2 separate regions of the Mus musculus genome follow, and region 2 is linked to region 1. A link is a loop called in an ENCODE intact Hi-C map of the cell type or tissue named here. Cell type or tissue: heart. All regions are shown on one strand. Each heading gives the region's core, and the rest is flanking DNA. Links, peaks and the distances in the headings are about the cores only.

The links. A loop is a pair of places that touch in the nucleus more often than their neighbours do. Peaks named below come from ENCODE experiments on the same cell type or tissue, not always from the same donor. Only the 100,000 strongest peaks of a DNase experiment are listed, where the experiment ranks them.
Region 2: it touches region 1 in a loop (4-fold over the local background); 1 of 42 quality-filtered maps calls a loop at or near these places.

The regions. Positions count from the first base shown.
Region 1 is chr3:108,206,510-108,214,614 of GRCm38, forward strand. It overlaps Atxn7l2 (ataxin 7-like 2), which reads right to left and starts at 4,018. Exons shown (of 11, transcript NM_001289545.1): 1 at 3,836-4,018; 2 at 1,931-1,996; 3 at 1,454-1,558; 4 at 885-1,095; 5 at 314-600. The coding sequence starts at 3,962. It overlaps Sypl2 (synaptophysin-like 2), which reads right to left. Exons shown (of 6, transcript NM_008596.1): 6 at 5,757-8,105. The coding sequence ends at 8,027. In heart, for the core only: CTCF peaks have their summits at 4,383 and 4,582; DNase peaks (open chromatin) are centred at 3,822 and 4,042; H3K4me3 peaks cover 2,045 bases; H3K27ac peaks cover 2,195 bases.
Region 2 is chr3:108,444,242-108,449,035 of GRCm38, forward strand. It overlaps Sars (seryl-aminoacyl-tRNA synthetase), which reads right to left and starts at 1,018. Exons shown (of 11, transcript NM_001204979.1): 1 at 756-1,018. The coding sequence starts at 891. In heart, for the core only: CTCF peaks have their summits at 1,000 (motif pointing right) and 2,004; DNase peaks (open chromatin) are centred at 570 and 1,010; H3K4me3 peaks cover 1,654 bases; H3K27ac peaks cover 1,610 bases.

The DNA of each region.
Region 1 (8,105 bases), core at 2,919-5,418:
CCAAGAAGCAAAAGCAGCTACCTACATCTTAGATGTCAGGAAAAACAGCTGTAGGATGTGGGGAAGGAGAGAATGGTCAAGGCAGGTATGAGTGACTCTGCTGGCTTAGCCTCGTGTTCTCTCAGACTACCTCAGAGACCTGGACCAGCAAGGCTTTCTGGGAACAAGCAGGACAGGAGGTAATGGGGCTGCCACACCCTCCAAGCGGTAATGGTCAGACCTGGACAGGTTCACTCCTTCCTGACCCAAGAACAGAGAAGCCCAGTGAGGTCTCCACTCCGCCTTTCTGAGTCCCACGTCCATAACTACTCACGAGCCATCTTTCGGTGGGTTTTAGGAGGAAGCCTGGCTCCACTGGCCTCCTTCTCCGGGGGGCTGCCTTCGGCGCGGTGACTGGAGCCCTCACCGGGGACAAGCTCGATGTTCTCTCTGCCAGGAGGTTCTTTAGGAGAGGGGGCCGTGGGGACTTTTCCAGGGGAGTCCTTGGGGAGGCCTCCTGGCTGACTGAGGAGAGCAGAGGGTGGGGCCACCCTGACTCCATGTGCATCAGGTTTCGGGAGACTGGATATCTTCTCCAGATTCACCACAGGCACGAAAAGGCTACACGTGGAGAGAGGGTATGGGCTGGGAGGTGGGGAGGCTGGGACTGGGGTCTGGACTCTAGCCCAGAGCCATCTCCTCCCTAGCTCTGGAGCTTGGGTGAACTCCAAGAGAGGCGTGGAAAAAAAGGGGGAGCCCATGTTCCCTGGAATATATGGGAAGGAGCTGCAGATGGGGTTAGCTATTTCTTGGCTGTGAGCAGTATCCTGCAAGCAGGGCTAAGTGTCAACCCTTTCTTGGGTCAGGGTCAGGGCTACTTTTAGGGGTTTCCAGCTTCTTCTTACCAGAGGCTGTCCTTCTGGGTCTTCTCAGGAGGCTGATGGCCACGGCTCCGGGACCCCTGGCCCTTCTCCCTGGAGGAGGTTTTGGTGGAACCTGGGGCTCTACAAGCTGGGCCCTGCCCATTCACTACATGGCATTTTTGAGAGCTGGCAGGGGCTGGAGGTGGGGGTGGGGCCCGGGCATAAAGCTTGCTGAGGGGCCCATGTCTTCTTTCTGTCACCAGGAGGTGGAGAGAGTAACTGAGGTGAGCGGTATTGAGTGCCTCCTTCCCCCTCTCCTAACCAGCCCGCCAATCCCTAGCGCTTGGGTTGTGAGTGTCTCTCCTTCCCATTTAAGATTGAGCCTTTCAAGAGTCAAAATTCTAGACCACGCTTCTTGAGCCTCTTAACTTCACTTGATGCTAGAAGCTTGTTCCAACAATAATCCCGACACCTCCAACACTCAAGCTGTCCCCAGCACCATCTTCCTTTAGCCCATATGACCTCCAGACTGACAATGTCCTAAGAGGTCCATGTTCCACCATCCCACCCACCCGCCCGCCCCCTTATCGCCTCCCTAGGGTGCCCCTCACCGCAATGCTTCTGGAAGGCTTGGGGCTTCACCACCTGGCTGCAGTGGTTACATACAACCAAATAGAAGTCATCATGGGCAGGGCAGTGCCCGAAGATGGACATGTCTGCAACGACAGAACCCTTTATCACTCGGGTCAAATTCTCCGGATTTCCCTAGCTCAAGGAACACTCTCAACGCCACCACTTAGAAGACGCTCAGCCTTCCAACTGATAGTTCTGCTGGACGCTCCCAGCCTCCCCAGTCCATCTGACCAGACCCAAAGTGTATGGGCTTTCCTGTATGTGGGCACCAACCACACGTGATTAGGATCACCACCAGCAGGTCCCAGGGGCCAGGACAACTGACTGACTCAGACTTATCAAAAGGAGGTTTCTTCCCCCAGCAGTCCCGCTGCTGCTTCAAGCTCCTTCCTCCAGTGGGAGAGGGAAAGCTTGGTCCACGTTCCCGACACCCAGCCTCTGTGCAGGACTCCCACCTTCTTTAATGAGGGTCATGGCGTCAAGTTTCTTCGTGTTTTTGCTGTTCTCCTCTAGTTCAGCCCCTGGAGGAGAAGCACAGTTGAGGATGCCCACCCGAGTCCCAGAACCCAGCAGGGCCTGCAGCCCAATGGTATGAAGCCCACATTCCCAGACAAGCACTCAGAATTCCTGAAGACACTTTCCACGGGTCACTCACAAATGCCTATGATGACCCCATTAAGGATCACAGTGACCCTTCACTCCCGGGTACAGTACAGAGTTAGTTCCACGGCTGACTAGATGGGCCACTATGGGTAAATGTCTCTTTTCTGGGCCTTGCTTCCCCCATTTAAAAGGGAAATGGTTCTAAAATTTTTCTACAGGTCCCTTTTGAGACTGCTCGCATGGGTCCTTTCTTCTACTCTGTGGCATCCCAGACAAATGCCCTCCCAGATCCCCACCCCCATAAACTCATTTTGCTCCACCCAAGTTACCATAGTATCATCAAAGTTACACTCAGCTTCTCAGGTCCTGCACTGATAGGATGGCCATAGAGTAGAAAAACTGTTGTCTTTGGACCCTTTGGCATCTTCAAAGTCTCCTTGATCAGCTACGCAAGCCCCTCCCCTTCTTAGGGGGGCTTTGTCCAGGGGTTGCCCTTGTACCTCAGTTTCTGGGTTAATGACAAAAACATCTTAGCTGTGCAAAGCAGCTCTTTCCCCATCCCCCTACCTCACTCCTCGCCCCCCTCCTCTAAGCCCCCTCCCTGTCCCTTGGGGTGGGGGTGGGGGGATCAATTCTGAGTCACCAAATCTGAGTCCATTTCCAGTTCTCAGTGCACCTAGACCCAGCGAGGGCCCCATCTTAGCCCACTCAGCATGGGGGCAGTCCAAGGGTGGCCTGTATGCCCATCTAGGATGACTCTCTAATGCTCACTAACAGAGTGGCCCCTTTCTAGGATGAGAAGATTATTGGCAATCATAATACCCAGATGTAAGTGGTAGTGGGTTAGGCATGCAAAAGATAAGGGGCAGCTCCCACTCTTTTAAGTCCCTTAAATTCAAGTGTGGGGAATGACAGAACAGAGCTGTAAGTCAGAGGTCTCAAAAGAGAACAAGTGGCATTAGAGACCGCTCCATGAGATCTCCTCCTCCACCTCTTCTCACTTGCAAACTTCTTCAGGGGTGTGATGCTTGTTGTCACCCCGAAAGGCCACGAGGCCAGGTGCTCCCTGGGGCCCAGGAGACAAAGATCAGAAGGGGCTGCAGGCCTGCTCACCAAAGACACTCAAGGGCCTACAGAAAATAGGGGTCAAGGAAGAGAGCCAAGGGGCAGGACAAGAGGCCCAGGAAAGGATGGAGGCTTGGAGTCATGTATGGATGGACTGATAGAGGGAGGTCGGGAGGATGGATGGATGGATGGATGGAGGATGGATGAACTAAAGCAGAGGGGGCGGGGGTTCGGGAAAACTGAGCAGACAGGGAGACGTTGAAAGAAGCTAAGGTGCGGGGCAAAAGGCGAAGAATCAAGTGGGTGGGGAGGGGGGCACAGAAGTGGGGTGCGTGGGAAACACGTGGAGAGGACTGTTGCAGATGGGTAGAGCCGGAGCAGGTGCAGAACCGAAAAAAGCTGGAGGACGGCTCACGAGAAGAAAGATAAAGGCAAGTAAAGTGGGGGGCAGGTACTGTACACCCGCAGAGACAGAGGTGGGCAGGGTGGGCTGCGAGCGATACGCCGGCGCTAGGACCCGGAGGCGCGAAGGTGTCTGAGCAGGCGGGCACTAGGACCCGGCGGGTCCTTTGTTTGGGGGGCCGGGGAGCCGGACGGCGGCTCTAGTCGGCGGCTCCCCTCAGCTGGAGGGGGCCCTGGGGGGGAGGGGAGATAGTGATGGGGTCCCCGGATTCTAATGTGTCTGTACTCACCGTCTGCCGCAGGCAGGTCGGCCCGCTCCACCCACGAGCTCCAGCTCTGTCCCGCGAAGTCATCGAGACTCGGCACTCGCCGCTCCAGAGCGGCCATTGCTGCCACCGCGCGTTCACGCACCGCCATCACCGCCGCGGACGCGCGCCCGCCCTGGCGCCGCCGCCGCGCGGCCCCCTCCCCCCACCCTCCGACCGGGGGCACGCCTCCCTCTCCCCCTACCTTGCCAGTTCACTCTCTGCGCAAGCGCAGCTCGTGCCTCCTGCCACTACCTCACTCTCAACACAGCTTTCTGGGAAGTGTAGTTGCGGAGGGGTGGCGATGCTTACGGAGCTAGCCGAGGGATCCCTTCCGAAATGCACAATCGCACGCGGGGAAGGAGAGATCAAAGCCTCGGGATATCCTCTTTCAACCCCTCCGTACACGTCCTTTGTGCCACTAGTTCACTCTCCCAAACTTACTGCGCATACCCGAGCCCCAAACCTCTTTCTGCCCAAGATACTCTTCTAAAGCCGTGCATCCGCCAGCTGGCTGGCGCCCCTTCCTGGGCTGGCGGCCACGAAGCGCCTCTGCACCCCTGTAGATCGAATAGGGTAGGTGCAAGGAGGTGGGCGCAGTGAATCAGAAGGGCAAGGGGAGGGAGTGTGCAGGACGTGCTGAAGGACACAGGGCTTGGGGTGGGGGAGGGCCACAGCTCCTGTGCTGTTCCTCTATGGGAAACGCACGCTGCCTTGATGCAGAACGGAGGTTTGGAGTACTGTGTCTTAGGTTTGGGAGGACCTGGCTGAGCTTGCTAAGATCACCTGTCAGTATGACAGAAGGCTATCGCCGATCCAGAACCAGCCCCAGAACTAGGGTAGCCCCAAGGCTGCTGGTGTTTGCAGTGTCTCTGCTGATCGTCTCTCTCCTCCTGGGAACTACAATCGATAACCTGCACCGCCTCTTCCCAAATCCTGGCTGGACCCTGACTCCATTCATCATTTTGGCTTCTTTTTCTAGTGAATCTTTTCACCGCTGGAAAAGCTGCTATTGAAGCCTTGGCATAGGGAGGTTTCTCATATCTATCTTTTCTTTTCTTTCTTTCTTTCTTTCTTTCTTTCTTTCTTTCTTTCTTTCTTTCTTTTTTTCTGCTAAGGTCCAGAAAGTACCTTAATCACCCACCTTCTCAGCTGATAATATTTCTTCCCACCCTCACAGAAGAGACAAAAATCTACCTTCATCTCCGTCCCCATTCTCATTGGAAATTAAATATTAATCCTCTTTTTCTTTGACTACCTCACCCATCACGCCATATTGCATCCCTTTGCCTAAAATGAAGCCAAGTTTGGGAGCAATTAAGTCAAGGTCTGTGACTTTCTGCCTCCCATATAAGAGCAGTTTAACTACATAAAGAATAACATCTGAGGGCAGAAGTTCTAAACCTAAGACCCACCCAGAGGTGGTCCCTAAGAGGCCCAGAAACCTGATGAGACTAAATGTAAAACTGTGCCCAAGTACATTTTTCTAGAGAATGTAAATGTGACATGTGACTGTCTGAGGAGATGGATAGGTGTGAGTTTGTGCAGCGTGAACACTACAGTGAGAAGAGGGAAGCATATGGCCCTCGATTTGTCCTTTGGGTCACAGATGGTAGGAGAGCAAACGGAGGCAGCATTGTGGAAGCCACTGTCTTTTGCCTTTTGAGTTTGGTCCAAGTTTGCTAATGAGTCTTGGTTTCTTTGGAGTAATTGGGTGCCGCCAAAAGAGTCGATGTCACTAGACTGGGGCTTGCCAGAAGCAATTGCCTAGCCAGCAGACTCTGTTGCCTGGGGTTCAGAGTTGCAAGGAGAGGAGTGTCTTGGTAGAAATGCTGAAATTTGTCCAAGAACATAGAGCGAGGGAAAAGGAGAAGGGGAAAAAAATCCCCAGAAGTCCTCTGGTCTTGGCTTCTTCTTGGCAAATGTTCGCAGCACTGTTTATTCAAATGTGTAGTAACAAGCACCACAGAACAACATGCAACATTCTCCCCACATCCTCGATCTGCAATCCCAGAAATAGGAGGCCCATGGTCAGGATGTTGAAGGGGACTCATGTCTAAGAAAGGTCCTGGATAGGCGTCTCCACATGGTAAAGTCTACCAGGGCAAAGGGCAAGTTCCCTGCTTGTTGGCCTCCTGCAATAGCTAGAGAAACCAGACACCTCTCCCGCTTCAGGCCTGACTAGGCAAAGTGGTGGTGCCAGCCCTGGTTGGAGAGGACACGAGTCTCATGAGGACAGAGCTGCCCTTGGCACTTACTGCTGCCCAGCCCCCTGGAGGTAATGAGGTGAACTGGTCTTTCCTCTTCCGGCGGCCATGGAAAGACCATAGCCTAAATCAAGACTCTCTTGGCCATAGCCAGACTCTTGCCAGGAAGAGCCTTTTCAACCCTAGAGCGAGCCCTGGAGTACGAATGCTCGGTGGGAGTGGATAACTCCTACTCTAAAGTAGTTGATGGGCCAGTTGCTAACTTGGGCCCCAAATGAGAACACTTTATCCGTCACAGTTCAAATAAATTATAAATATAGACGCAGAATCCAAACACAGTTTGAGTCGAAGCTGCTCCCAGATCCCCACAGGGACTTGTTTGAAGAAAAATGGTCACTCTTTTGTTCTTTGTACCTCTGGAGCTGGAGGCAAAACTGTCTCCCTTGTCCTTAAGTAACCATGGGGACAACTTAGGATAGAGAGTTTCAGATTTAGGATCATTCTCACCCTCATCAAATTTTCCCCTCCTTAAATCTTTTCCCTAAAATCTTAAGCAGAAAACAAAAATTCCAAATTATTTTACTGAATGGCTCGGGAGCATCTGAAAGTGTGTAAATATCCTACTTCCTCTGAAGGGTGGGGGAATTGTAACCCAAAGAAGAAATGAACAGCCCAAAGTTAAGGATTCTGAGCCCTGGGCCCCCAAGAAATACATCTTGATGTGGGTAGCATTGAGGAAGGCAAGGGGGTTGGAGAGGGTCGATCATGTCATGAGGACAGGTTGGCACAAGGTACATTCATCTTTGGGGTGCTAAGTGGGACAATTGCCACTAAATTGGGAAACGGCTGGTTTCTTCCTTCTTTATCATCTTTCCCTAAGCAACCCTACTGCCAGGGTAGATCAAGGGGTTTTGATCTGGGTAAAAGGCAGATGGCATTTGCCCAGTTGGTACCCTCTGGCCTTCGGGCCCAAAGAGGGATGACAGGAGGAATCAGGGAGAGGAGACACACCAAAGACAAATATGGATCTGGGTCCCGAAATGAAGAAGCACCAATAGCATCGGGCTGCCCAGGACTGGGGAAGGATGGGGCCTGGCTACTGCATGGAGGCGAGAGACAAGGACAGATAACCCTCTTTGTAAAGATGGGACAGAAAGGTTTGAAAGAACTAGAAAAGGTGCTGGCTTGAGAAAATGAACAGACGGTAAGGGACAGGTGGGCCCATGTATCCTTGTCCCGGGACTCCTGGGCATCTCATGTCACGATGGTCCTTCAGGCCCTCCCAAAGCCCACAAAACCAAGGCCGAGAAGGAGAAGGGAGTAAGGGGTTTCATGAGTAAGTGGTGTATAGGGTGCTACCGAAAGTGTTCCAGCTGAGGGAAAGGAAGGGCTGAGGGAACAGAAAACTTATTCTGCCAGCAACTTTCCTCACTTTCTTCCTTGGTGCTGCAATGTACTTGCAACTCTCTCTGCTCCCATTGGGTCCGGGTCTCATGTGGACCCTTAGAGGGACCTCTGATAGGATAATGGGTCTCCCTGCTTCACACATGGTGGGAGCACACTGGGCTCTGGGAGGGCTAGAGATAGGATACAGATTAGATGCCAGTTATTGAGGGATGCCACAAAATCACTGGTGGGCCCTCCACACAGAACTCAGGGCAAGGTTGCCAGTCAGCTTCCCCAAGTAAGATGCTTCAGTCCAGGCAGCAGACAAGAAGCACTGAGATCCTGCCGTTTGCTGCCCCAGCAGGATGAGGGATAGGAAGCCAGTGGAGGTCTGCCCAGGTTACCAACAGCTGATGCCCACCCATCCATTCTCTCAAATCTCAAAGTCCAGAATGATGGGGGAAGGGAGTTGGAGGAGGAGGGAGAGGAGGAGCAGGAGGAAGAGGAAGAGGAGGAGGTCCTGTAGAAGCTGGAGGAGCTGACAAGGTGCCGTCCAGTTGGGGAGTAGGCAGATGAAGGCTGCTTACTGCTTCTCCACTGCCCCCTGCTCCGCTGCACTCTCCTGGCTGGGGCCCTGGCCCTGGTCCTGGCCTTGTCCGTGC
Region 2 (4,794 bases), core at 1-2,500, 230 kb after region 1:
GGTCTGCCAGGTGATCACTTGGGAGGCAGAGGATTCTAGAGCTTCTTTTAATTTCCTGAATGACGATGGGTCACTTCTACGCTGCCAACGTCTTTTCCAGAAAACTACCACAAATCACAACCATCCTCAGTAATTACAAGCTTTTTCTTGCCTTACAGCACCCCTCCGTCCTATCTGATCTAGCACGGAAAAGCCTGATTCTTAAAGGTATGCCTTCAGGGTTGGAGAAGTGGCCACCCCAAATTTCAGGGTCACTGCATTTAGTCAAGAGTAGCCTCCAAAGTCCCCAGATGGTTCGACTGGGGTGGAGTAATCCTAGGGTGCTGCAGAAGTCACTCAGTCTGAGAGAGCAGCCTTTGATCCCTGCAAAACCCGGAGGACTACGCTGGGTTTGCTAAAGACGAATAAAACACTGAGAATGACCAAAATGTATAGAAAATTAATTCCCAGCCCGCCCCCCAAGTAAAACTCCAGCTCTGGCTTGCTGTAGCTACGCAAGGGCCTGACAGCTCTCCCTGCGCGTGCGTGCGTGCAGCTCCTTCCTAAAGCACTGGCGGCAGTCAGCATAGAGCACGCGCGGGGAGGGACCCAGGCCGCGGGAGCTGCAGGGAGAGGGGGACAAGCCCGGTTCCCAGCTTGTTCTACGGACAAGCCGGTAGAGCCGGCCAGTCGCGGGAGCATCTGACAAAAGCTGTAAGCTGTGACCTCTGAAGCCATGAGGGATTCAAGGGATACTGCGAGCTCCTGGTACTTACATCGTCGCCACTCACTGTCTGCTTTCACCAGCTGGTCCACCAGCCCCGGGTCCTTGAAGCGCTTCTCCTGCGTCTCTCGAATGAGGGCTGGGTCCCCTCCTTTATCCACCCGAAACAAATCCAGGTCCAGCACCATCCTTCTACCTCACCAGTTAACACTAAGAGAGGACTGTAAGCGGCGGGTGGACGATGCACTGCGCCTGCGCGCTGACCTGGTCTCACTGCGCAGGCACCCGGCAGCCCGGGAGGGGGCGGCGCCTAGCTCGCCGGAAGCCGCAGTGTTAGGCAGGGTCCAGAGGGAGTGGTGAGAAGTGAAAAGGGCGTGGTAGCCTTATGCGGGTTGTTTCTCTGCTGAACTCCTTACTGAAAGGCCTTCTGATCGCCCCCCACTGAAATCGTGAATGCCTCAGGTTCCTCTGGTTGAAGGGAGTATCTCGGTGTGGACCGAAGCTGACTTGGAAGACAATGCACTTTGCAGATGCCAGTTTTCCTCTATCTTGATTACAGAGCACACACCCAGTTACCTACCCTCAAGATTCTCGAGCCCTGGGGCTTTTTGTTTTGATACAGGGTCTCACAGTGTAGCTCTGACTAGCAACTATGTAAACCTGGCCAGCCTCAAACAAAATGTTGGGATTAAAGATGTGTGCCATTTCATCCTTTATTTTTCTTTTTATACTAGCCCTACCCCCTTCCTCCCGCAACAAACCTTTGCCAAGCCCCCCTGAGATAAAAGGACAAGGTTAGAGACCCTGATGGACTTAATAAACAGAGACACTGGAGGGAGGCTAGGAGGCAGGATAATCTGAGCTTGTCCCCTCCCGGTCTCCTGCAGCTTTGGCTACAGTTTTGTGTTGAAAACCAGGGGAAGAAGGGTTGGGTGTCAGAAGACAGTCCATGAGATGAGCACACCTCTCTTCTCACATATCCCTCACCCAAATCCAATAGACCTTTGCAAGAAGTTGTAGCTTATATTTACGATTGAAACTATTCTATGTTTATGTAATTTGAGCATTGCCAGGCTATTCTATCAACACGTTCAAGTTATTCTTTTTGTCTGTTTGTTTGTTTTGTTTGTTGAGATAGAATCTATAGGCCTGGCTGTCCTGGAGCTCACTATGTAGACCAGGCTGGCTTCAGACAGAGATGCCTGCCTCTTCCTGGGGAGTCTCTGGTATCAAAGGGGTGTGCCACCAAGCCCAACCTACACACACCTGTTACTCTTAAAGTGAGAAGACCTCATTTGAAATTACCTCTCTTGGCCAGATGTGGTAGTGCATGTCCATGTGCATCCCTTGTGAGTGGGAGCAGCGGGTGCATGAGTTCAGGGCCAGCATGTCTCCAAAAAACCCAAACCTAGTCAGGCTTAGTAGTAGGTGCCTTTTATATCACATCGGAGGTAGAGAGCTCTGTAAAGTCAAGGCCAGCCTGTTCTAAATACCGAACTCCAAGCCAGCCAGAGCTGTGTAGTGAGAATCTGTCTCAAAAACCAAACACACATACAACCAAACCAAAAACCTACTGCTCTCACACAGTAGAAAACATTAACTAACACGGAACCCACAAACCTGCTCTCCCCTTCCTGTGTCTTCTCCTAAAAAGAACACTTTCCTGAGTATCTAGCAATCGGACGGCTGGAAAATGGAAAGCAGCCAAGAGAAGTTATAATAATAAATGTTAAGGATAGAGAGCTGCAGTCTTTGCAGAAAATACTTGAAGACTGTCATCAAAGTGTTGGGGGTCACTGAACCCCTGAGAGGGTAAGATCCGTGTAATCTAAGGTATGAAAACAATGGCAGGTGCTTTGAGAGGTGGGGCCTAAGGAGTGCATCAGTCCTTTATAGTGTAATTCCAGAAATCACTTTGAAATTCTGGCCTCTCAAAAACAAACAAAACAAACTCCAGGGTTTTTTTTTTCTATTAGTTTTATTATTGTTTATAAATACCTCTCTTTGGGCTGGAGAGATGGCTCAGCAGATAAGACCGATGGCTTCTCTTTTAGAGGACCAAGGTTCAATTCCCAGCACCCAGGTGGCAGCTCACAACTCTGTGTTACTCCAGTTCCGGTGGATCTGGCACCCTCAAACAGACGTGCATGCAGACAAACCCCACCAGTGCATATGAAATAAAAATAAATTATTTACTGGGCAGTGATGGCTTACTAATTTAATCCCAGTACTGGGGAGGCAGAGATAGGCAGATCTCTATGAGTTTGAGGCCAACCTGGTCTACAGAGCAAGTTCGAAGTCAGCCAAGGTTACACAGAGAAACCCTGTCTTGAAAAACCAAAAGTTAAGGATCTGGAGAGGTGGCTCAGAGGTTAAGTCTTGCGCGCCAGACTCGACCAGCAAGAACAACGCTGCAACAGGATCCTTCTGCACACGTTTATTGGGAGAGCTTGATTGCAGAGGCTAAGAGACCCGGAGCCCAGAACTGGTGCTGCTTATATAGGCCTAGGAGAGGCGTGTCTCACACCCGAATTGGTTATGCACTAAGCCTCATTTGCATGTTCCTCATCTGATTGGCTACTCTCTCTCTCTGTACCTCACAGAGCCTCATTATTATTCCTCATTTGCATGTCTCACATCTGATTGGTTATACTCTCAAAGCCTCATTATCATGCCCGGGCCAGGCAGTGTCTTTGCAAAAAACTTTACTGCATATGTACACATTGGTTGTTTGTCCAAACTTATGCGTGGTGGCCAGCAGTAGTCAGTGCCACTCTGCAACGGCACATGTGGCTTCCCACAGTTAAGAGCACTGACTGCTCTTCCAAAAGGTCCTGAGTTCAATTCCCAGCAACCACATGGTGGCTCACAGCCATCTGTAATAGGATCTGATACCTTCTTCTGGTGTGTCTGAGGACAGTGTACTCACATACATTAAATCAATCAATCAATCAATCTTTAAAAAAAAAGAAAACCAAAGTTAATTAACAAATCAATTAATTAAAAATAAGTCTTTCTAAGTAATTCTAGATAGTCTTTTAAGAAAAATATAAATAAATAAGTAAATAAATAAATAGCTACCTGTCTTTAAAAATGCTTGTGCTAAGGCTAGCTGGTGAGATGACGCACCAGGGAAAGGTGCTTGACTGGAACCTTAAAGTCTCGCATTCAATCCCTGGGCTCCAGAAATTGGAAGGAAAGAACTGACTCCCATGTTGCACATACACCCCCAACAAGTATAACATAAATAAAAACGTAATACAATTAAAATCTGGTGCTACCTGGAAGCATAACAAGTAACAGAACAGCCCAGTCTGTTTGTCAGCTAAAGATCAGGATTTTAGTGCTGAAGGAAACCAGCCACCTCTTTTCCTTCTCTTGCTTTTCTCGTCCTCCTTCCCTTCCTTTATTCCTCCCTTCTCTCTCCCTCCCTCATTCCTTCCATCCCTTCCTTACTTTCTCAAGTCTCACTATGTTCTAAAGCTAGCCTGAGACTGTGACCCTGTAGCCAAATGCAACGAGTTCACAGCTTGGTAAGTACAGAGCCCAAACCCACAAATTCAAAGGCAGGAAGATGCGTTACCTTGGATGAGTAAGGAGAGCACAGTTACTGCCCAAAGCAATGGCTTTGTGGCCTGGAGGTAGGGCTGCACAGGAAGCCTGTCAGTACTCAGAAAGTCACTTTAGGAACAGGCATGTCCCCGAGTGTGCTCATGTTACTAAGTCAAGGCTTCAAATGTCCCGAGAGACTAGCCACCCACTCAGCACACCAAAGAGACAGTAGTCACAAAGGACAAAGGATGGAGGCTTTTCACCAACACGATCACTTTGGGGAAAACAGAGAAATGGGGCCAGTGACTCTCAAGTCTGTCTCCAAGACTAACAGAATCAGGGACTTAACTCATCTATAGAATCCTTGCCTTGCATACTCAAAGCCCTGGTTCAGATTCCAGCACTGGAAAGGAGAGAGGTAGGGCAAGAAAGGGGACAGAAAGGAAGGTTTGGGGTCTGTTTAGGGGACAGAGATGGAACAGGTAGTCCTGGTTATGACCAGAGCTCGATTGGTCATCATCTCGATCTGGTTCTACCAG